Regions from separate parts of the Homo sapiens genome. Here region 1 is linked to region 2. Evidence: read pairs that join two places in POLR2A ChIA-PET (ENCODE). Cell type or tissue: CD4-positive, alpha-beta T cell. All regions are shown on one strand. Links, peaks and the distances in the headings refer to the core of each region. The heading gives the core; the rest is flanking DNA. Region 1 holds the start of LOC107985870 (a long non-coding RNA gene). Region 2 overlaps LINC03063 (long intergenic non-protein coding RNA 3063).

Region 1 (4,399 bases), core at 302-4,301, 97 kb after region 2:
TGGTTGTCTACAAGCAAGGAGAGAAGACCCAGGAGAAGCCAGTGCTGCTGGCATTTTGATCTTGGACTTCCAGCCTCCAGAACTATGAGGAAAGAAATTGCTGCTGTTTAAGCAACCCAGCGAAATAGCTAGTGGTATTTCATTTTTTCTTTCTTTTTCCTAATTGTAGACTCATAGCAAATAGTGATATTTTGTTAGGGCAGCCCTAGCAAATGAATAAAATTGTGAAGACAAGGAGGAGAATGATGCAACAGTGAGAAGGGCATGAAGAATGTTCAGAGGCTGGAACACATGCCTGTGTTCAAGATGGAGCCTGGGTTGGCTGGTAGTTTGGGACTATTTCACCAGGCTGTTGTTGGCCTTGGGGAGGGCAGCAGAGGTGAGTCCATGAGGGTGCTGGGATGGAATGACCTCTAGGATTGCCCTTGTGAGTTCGGTCAGCCTTGGAAGTGGTGGCTTGGTAACAGGAGATGTTTGTATTTTGCATGTTTTCAAGTCAATGAAAGTCAGTCTTTAAAATGCCTTGGCTCGCTTCTGTTTTATTCCTGGTGTCAGTATACAATGGTTTTAGTACGGTAAGTTTGCAACACTAAAGGACATATTTTGTCAGAGAAACCAGCTAAAAATATTTCAAGATGTTTCTCAGCGCCAAGTGAGCTCCTTGCCATCCTTGGCTTTCCTTCTCCTGTATTTCTGAACCTCAAAGCAAAATGGTTATTTAAAATAGAGGTGCAGATGTATCTGATCAATTAAAAGAATGTCAGTGCTTAATGAGATCTTAGAGGTCGTCTAGTCCTGCCTTCTCATTTTACAGCAGAGGAAACAGAGACTAAAGAAAATTAGTGATTTTCTCAAGATCATCTGATCATTAGTTAGCAGTAGAGGCTCCTAGTGTAGACAGGTTGTTTTGCTAAATAATTTTGTTTCTATATAAAAAAGGAGGTTCATCCTTGCAAGGGTTAGGATGGGAAAGTGCTCTGAGTTATGTCTGCGGGAGTCTCATGGAATCCAAATGAAAAGTACATGCTCTGGTGTCAGGCACCCGGATTCAGACCCCTGCTGTCCATCAGCTAGCCCTGTGATCTTGGGTCATTACTTAAGCTCACTAAACCTGAGTTCTTATTTGTAAGAATGGTGGTAGTATGGGCAGGTTGTCACAGAACCCACCTTAAGTGTGATGTGAAGATTAAGTGAAACTGAAACAATTCTTACCGATGTGACTGACACATTATCAGGCCTCAAAACATATGCTCTTATCTATTCTTCCCACCACACAAGGATACCATATTTCTCTCTGTCCCAGGGCCCTGGCACAATTCCTGTTCCAGTCTGTGTGCGACAAATATGTGTTAGATGACTGAAGCATCAGGAGTGGCCTAGAGGGAAGGATAGCACACGACATTGGGAATGAAAAAGGAAGCAGAATACAAGATGATATACGGATAAGGGAGATGTGTAAATATTTAGATTCTCAGGCAAGTGGAAAGATGTGAGAAGTGTTAAAGAGCAATGAAAGTAAAAGATGAATTCTCCACCTCCAGGGGGTGATCACAGGGGGTCAGACAACAGGCGTACTTGACATGCTTTGCAAACATGAAGTGTCAAACAGGTGTATAGTAGCCATCAATACCAGAAGCAAACACACCTTAGTAAAATTTCAAGAAGACAATGTTACCTCAAGCATCTGGAGAAGCTTATACTGCTCAGATCTCAGGAACCAGGGAGGTCACGGGGGAAAAGACCAAGGACAGTCGCAGGCAGCTTCAGCAAAAGTAGACCCAACAATAAAAATGATGTAAGAAGTGTATTAAGTATGTCTTTTTATTCTGATTCTTCAACATCTTGGAGTCTAGCTGACGTTGAAAGGAACTGCCCCTCCCAGGGTTATGAAATTCCTAGAGATAGCAACTTGCCTGGGAGCCTATCTTTCATACGCAAACCAGCCAATCCAAAGCCCACACTTCTACCACCTCCTTTATCTGGCTCTTATATGCAGACCCACTATCCCACTGTCCTAATCACCCTAGGCCATGACAGGATACCAGATGACTAGAGACAGCCCCTATGCCCCAGATCCTGCTGGAATTATTCAAACTAGCCAATCCTAAACCTGCTTACTCTGCCTTTCCCTTCTCAATAAAGGTTCTTGTCCACGATCCCCCCTCACTCCTTCTTTCTCTTGACTCACCCTTCTCCATGTTGCCCTACCTAGGGTGCTCCTGTTATTAGGTATCTGTAAGTATAAAAACTTATTCCTTCATGACTGTCTTTTCTGCATGTCTTACCATACCTGATTAAAACAAATCCCAGGTACTCTTATATTAATAAAAAGGAGCCATCAGGGTTTCTAGGATCATCTCCTCTATCCAGATGACAGCCCTCTCTTCTCTTTTTGGACATGTTTTTCATTTTGGTTTGGAAAGGATAATGTCTTCTGTGTTCTGAGAAGTTACTTTTTGCATTTCTCTCCTCTCTTTCTCATTTATTTTATGTAAAGCCTTATTAGCTCCCACAACTTTGTTTGCTCTCTTACTTGATAATGGAGAACATAAGAGCTAAAGTCAAGTGGAGGAAACAAGTTGGTGGTTTCTACATCCTGCTTCTTATAGGACCCGGAAGAGGAGCACCTCTTCTATAGCCTGAGCTATCTCAACAGTGTTCTCTATGGCTCATGCTGGTGACTCAGATTTCTTGTTTAGTTTTTAAGTTTTACTCCCCACTCCTGACAAACTTTTAATATTTTTAAAAGCGGTTAAACAACGAGGTACTATTATACACCTATAAGGATGGCTAAAATCCAAAAATAACTGACAATACCATTTGCTGACAAGGATCAACGGAACTTTGTGGAACAACAGGAGTCTCATTCATTGCTGGTGTGAATTTAAAACGGTTACAGCCACTTTGGAAGACAGTTTGGCAGTTTCTTAGAGTTAAACATAGCCTCATCATAGGACCCAGCAATCATGTTCGTAAGTATTTACTTAAATGAGTTGAGAACTTATGTCTACACAAAAATCAGCATGAGAATTTTATAGCAGTTTTATTTACAACTACCAAAAACTAGAAGTAAACTTTAGTAGGTGAATGGCTAAATAAACTGTGGCACATCCACACAATGGAATGAGCTGTCAAACCACAGGAAGACATAGATGAATCTTAAATGCATGTTGCTAAGTGAAAAAAGCCAGTCTTAAAAGGCTACATAAGGTATAATTCCATTTAAGTAATATCCTGGAAAAGGCAAAACTCTTATGGAGATGGCAAATAGACCAGTGGTTTCAGAAACTCTTGGTGAAAGGAATTGAATAGGTCAACCACTAGGGATTTTTTAAAGGGTGGTAAAACTATCTTTTTATGATATTGTGATAATACTAGATACATGACACTATGCACTTGTCAAAGCCCATAGAACTTCATGGCATAGAGAAACTTAATTATACAAAATTTAAAAAATATTTAGAAGGTTGGAGGATTCCAGGATGAAATGTAAAATATGGCAAAATAATCTAACTGTATTACAAATGCATGAAATAAGCGTACTGAAGGGGATGTGAGAGAAAATGCTTACGTAAGTAAGTTTGGAAATGAATCGAGTCTGTAAGATTAAAGGCAAAAAGAGCTCTGTATAAGCACTCAAACTTATAAAGTTATTTCTATGTGGGTATGGCTTAACAATTATGGAAGTACTCTACAGGAGACTGGAATTGAACAATGAAATAAACGAATGGCTGATGGCAGAAGCCAGGTTCTTCATTGTAGGAGGGAGAGGAAACAAGCAAGGGGGAGAAGGTTAGAATTATCTATGTGCTACTGGGTTGGGATTGGAGACATCAGTATCAACTCATATTTAGCTTAATATAGATACAGATAGTTACAAAGAGAAGGATTTGTAGATATATGTGTATAGACATGGGTTAATTTACACACATATATGTTATTTCTCTGTCAGCTGAGCCTAGAAGCAATAACACCTTTGCAACAAGGAGCATGTCCAGGTCTTGGTTTCTAATACATTCTCCAATAAAAGAACCAAGCTCCTTGGAGACATGGACTCTAGGATGGAGCAGGAAATATACAAGACGAACCTAGAGCATTTTGTAGCTCCTGAAAGTAAGAAAGTGCTCAACCAAATCCAATAATGACAGGGCTATGTTACAGGGACACAGGAGCCAACTGAATGTATTCTCCATGGCCAGGGCTGGAACAACTTGAGCAACAAAATAAAATAGTATTGAAAGTGCAAAATAGATATCCATGAGACCATAATGATACAAACAAATGATTGAATAAATAAATCAATGGGGGACAATAGATAAATCTCCCGGGCAGAAGAAGTTCAAATAATTTCTGTAGATATTTTGCCATCAAAGAGTGGAGTATAAATCGCTGCTTCTTA
Region 2 (4,399 bases), core at 225-4,224:
GCTGCCTGGGCTAAAAAGAGTTTGGTACGCAGATTTGGGCTTCATTGGCTGTTTCCCATGGGAAAGTTAGTTGATTAGATTAAAGATGAAAGACTGTCCCAGTCAGCTGTTTAGGCCATACACAGATGGAAGGAATCGGGGAAGGCAGGGTGTACACATTTGCCATGATACTCAGCCCAGATAATTTAATATGAATTTCCCCCCTTTGTTGGTGAGGGGTTGGGAGTGATAAGGTCGAAGGCGTAAGAAATCTTAAAGTATTTGTTAGTGCCGATGGTGTAACCTCTAATTCAACAAAGTACTGCACATAGGGTGTCCTTGTAGGCTTTGGGAAAATTTTAGAAGAGAAGGAAAGAGAGAGAGAGAGAGAAGAAAGAAGCAAAAAGAGAAGAGAGAGTGAGGGGAGAGAGAAAGAGAGAGAAAGAGAAAGGATTAAATGTTTCTGGCATGCTGAGAATGAAATCCCTATGGGGTAGACAGAATTTGACTGAGATAAGCCATCTTTTATGTTTCAAGCAAAAGTGAACAGAGTCCATACACTAAGCAGGTGTCAGTAGAAAGGAATTAGGTCTGTGTTTTAATTTTAAAAATTAATTTCCTCACCTTAGAATCCAACGGTGGAAGGAATTTTCAAACACTTTACATCTTTCTGCTTGCTTCCAAGCAGGCAACTCAGTCACACCCAGCTGTTCCTTTTTACTCACTGTCTTCTTGATTTCCTAGGTCTTTTTCATTTTTGCAATTAAAATGACACGATCACTTGGATAGATTAGTTGAAAAAATTAAAACAGGACAATGGCCATTCTAAATTGTACAATTGCTTGATTAAACATTGATTGAATAGTTTGTGGCTTATTCAGTTCATTCATATTTATTCTCCCTGACTTTCTTCCCTGCCAACTTTTGACTATCTTACTGATTTATGAAAGTAGAGAGGGAAAAAGAAGAAAACAGGTGAAATCATTCTGCTATTTGCTAAGTGATCTGGTAACTTTGGGGTAGGCAATGGTATTGAAAAGGTAGAATGATACATTTGTATTCATTCTTTCTCAAAATCATGAGAAGATTATTTCTAATTTGGGGATATCTGCCACCTCCTCCCCCAAGTGATAATAAACACACACACACACACACACACACACACACACACAAACAAACACACACACACACACACACACTCCTCAAATCTTCAGGTGGAACAGACTTGGCCCTACTATCTCAGCACCTCTTTGGCTTTTCATATTTACTTTCAGTTTATAAAGACACATGTGCTGTTTCCAATCTGCTTAGGGTTGGTGTTTCTGTTGGGAAAGTAAATGGCAAAAGGACCACATGACTGCCAAGGGTAAACACTGCTGAAGGCCACAGCTGCTGCTTAAGGGGGAAGGCGTGGGCTGGCTGGAAAGTTAAGGCAACATGAGGAGGAGAGGTTAGAGATGGGGTGAGAGAAGAAAGACCTGCCCCTCTCCACCTGCCTCTGCTCATTTCCTTCAGGAAACAGACACCAAGATGGAATTAGGAATGCAAAACGTTGACTAGGGGGTGATGCCTGTGAAGGATAAAGGGAGAGGGAGCAGGAACAGGTGGGACAAGTCTCAGACCATGATGCAAGTCTCACATCTGTAAAGGGAGAGCAGGAAGGAAGAAGAATCGGGCAGGTAGAGTTTCAGCCTGCAGGGCAGCTCTGAGAAAGTCTTGGCTAGGCTGATAGGGACATCCGAAGCAACAGTTTCCCAGTAGGGCAGGCATGCCCAGCCCTAGCAGACTCCTACCTCTGTCCCCTCTCCCCATGCTCAATCATTGGCTAGGAGCAGCTCTGGAGAAGCGTGGCCCTGGTATGGATGCTGTAATGGATCCCACAGCTGTGACAGCTGTAGGGTGGCAGATAACTACACTTCTCACTAAATATTATCTTTTTAAAAGTTGTTTATAGTTTTAAATTTATTGTTTATGTTTAAGGTGTACAACATGATATTTTGATATGCATATACACACTGAAATGATCACTACAGTCGAGCAGATTCTCTCTTAAAGGGAGATCTGAGCAGCACCTCCTCATGGATGCCACACCCATGAGTCTTATTATAATAGTAACGACACTTACAAAAGGCAAGAGAGGGCAGCATGCCTGGTCACATTGCTACCATTTACCCTCACATCGTATTGATCACAAGAGCCACAAAACTGAGTTATAGTTTCCTTTTAGCTCTTAAAATCCTAAGGCACCTTGCAAAAGTTAGCCTGACCCAGTTTAGTTTCTTCTAGCTGTCACATGTGGTCCAAAAACCATCTAGAACGATTTGCAGCATGCTGACTCAACTTGTCGGAGCCGGAAGCCCCTTGGCAGACACGAGAACTATCTCATCTCTCAGATCTGTGTGGAAAGGGAAATTGATTCACTGTTTTCATTCCTTTTTCTTTTTCTGAGGTTGCTTCTAAGTGCTGGAGGGTGTTGGCTTTTCTATGACTCAGAAGTATAAATCTTTTCCTAAGGTGAAAGATTAATTTTCAGAATGGAGGAAAAAATCCTTCCTAGTTTTATACTTTAAGTATGAGAATTGGTTACACAGGGGCAGTTGATCCAGAATGTTACGTTGAAGGGGGGAGATAGGAGCATGACTGAACTATAAACCAAAAGGGGGTTTCTAAACACCTCTCCGCAGGTAAATTCAGCTTTGGAAAGAGCTTTTCAAAATCATGAGGCTATGATAGTTCAATTTAGCCTATCATAAAAATCATCTGCTTATTTACTTTGACCAACACATTCATATCCCCTCCTTGTTTTCTGCCTCTCTGAGTCCAGAGAATGAAATTATCTTCATGTGAGTAATAAATTGGAGACTGACAAGTCAAAGACACAAAGGGACATGAAATTCCACCTGTGGATTAACAATTGGCCTCTCCCAGAGTTTAAACTTTTCCAGATGCAAATTCCAGAGTGGGATGAGATATTCCACAGTCGACATTTGGGACAATAGCACTTGTAGACACTCAGGGAATAAACATTATGTAGTTGATGCAGTCAGGTCTATTTCATTTCAGTAAGGAAGGTGGCCAAGCTTCCATGGTGAAGGGTGGTGAAAGTGGGTGTTGTGAAGATTGAAAACTATTCAGTTTTGCTGAAGACAGATTCTGTGTTTTAGATTTCCTGCTGTCTCACTAAGCTTTCCTGAGCTTCCTGGGGTCGGGGGCAGGGCAGAAAGCCTGTCAATAGAAAAGGAGACAGGACTTGTTAAGTTTATTTCAAACCCATTGCTTCACTTCTCATAAGCTATTTTCTACCCCTATTTTTTAAGATCAAGGTACAGTCATGCAGGGAATTTGTTCCAAGGCTCCAGAAGATCCCAAAATCCTGGGATGCTTAAGTCCCTGGTAGAAAATGGCATAATATTTGCATACAACCTATGTACATCCTCCCACATATTTAAAATCATCTCTAGATTACTAATAATACCTAATACCATGTAAATGCTATGTAAATGGTTGTTGTAGTATATTGTTTTTGATTTGTGTTATTTTTTATTTTCCTCTCCTCCCCACACATATTTCTATGAACAGTTGATTGAATCGGCAGATGGGGAACCACTGATATTGAGGGCCTTGGGTATATGGTCCTATCCTTTGTTCGTCACTGATTCATTCTTTTGGTTTTGTTTTGTTTTTTTGAGACAGAATCTTGCTGTGTTACCCAGGCTGGAGTAGAGTGGTGCAATCATAGCTCATTACCGCCTTGACCTCCTGGGCTCAAGTGATGGCATCCACCTCAGCCTCCTGAGTAGCTAGGACTATAGCTACCACACCTGGCTAATTAAAAAAAATTTTTTTTTTGTAGAGATGGGGGTCTTGCTATGTTGCCCAGACTAGTAAAAAACTCCTGGCCTTGAGCGATCCTCCTGCCTCAGTCTCCCACAATGCTAGGATTACACGTGTGAGTCACAGTGTCTGACCTGATTTCATTCTTAGTGATTGCATGGTGGATATCATGGCTTACAGTGGTTTTCATTTTTTTTTTTTAAGTAGTGGAGCTCTTGCTTCATAGAAATATAAAAGATAGAAAAGTGAGGATGGAGAGTCTGACTCTCTGTCTTGCCAGTTTCTGCTTTAGGCATCTCCACAGACACCCAAGACTTTATGGGACATAGCTTGAAAGTTACTCTTAAAGTGAAAAAAGGTGTTGAATGTGAGTTTAGGCCTAGAACATAGAGTCTAGTTCTAGTTCTATTATTATTTAGTTTTTGTAACCTTGTGTACATAACAATAGCAATAACGGTAGTAATAGAGTACCCTGTAAATGCTTATGGTTATAAGAAAGGTTGTTATAATTAGTAACTAGATATGGGGTCACAGAACTGGTTTGGTGACTCACCAGCTAAGTGAGCCTGAGCAAGTCATTTATAAG

The links. ChIA-PET counts read pairs that join two places held together with the same protein. Peaks named below come from ENCODE experiments on the same cell type or tissue, not always from the same donor. Only the 100,000 strongest peaks of a DNase experiment are listed, where the experiment ranks them.
Region 1: POLR2A ChIA-PET joins it to region 2 with 6 read pairs; 9 of 35 experiments call an interaction of 5 or more read pairs at or near these places.

The regions. Positions count from the first base shown.
Region 1 is chr2:37,681,457-37,685,855 of GRCh38, forward strand. LOC107985870 (a long non-coding RNA gene) reads right to left here and starts at 2,244. Exons shown (of 3, transcript XR_001739410.2): 1 at 1,676-2,244. In CD4-positive, alpha-beta T cell, for the core only: no CTCF peak of the experiment used is centred there; a DNase peak (open chromatin) is centred at 2,605; H3K27ac peaks cover 1,173 bases.
Region 2 is chr2:37,584,060-37,588,458 of GRCh38, forward strand. All of the region lies in intron 1 of LINC03063 (long intergenic non-protein coding RNA 3063), which reads left to right. Among named protein-coding and RNA genes, the nearest start is that of LINC03063, 24 kb to the left of the region's middle. In CD4-positive, alpha-beta T cell, for the core only: no CTCF peak of the experiment used is centred there; DNase peaks (open chromatin) are centred at 2,312 and 3,912; H3K4me3 peaks cover 1,164 bases; H3K27ac peaks cover 3,588 bases.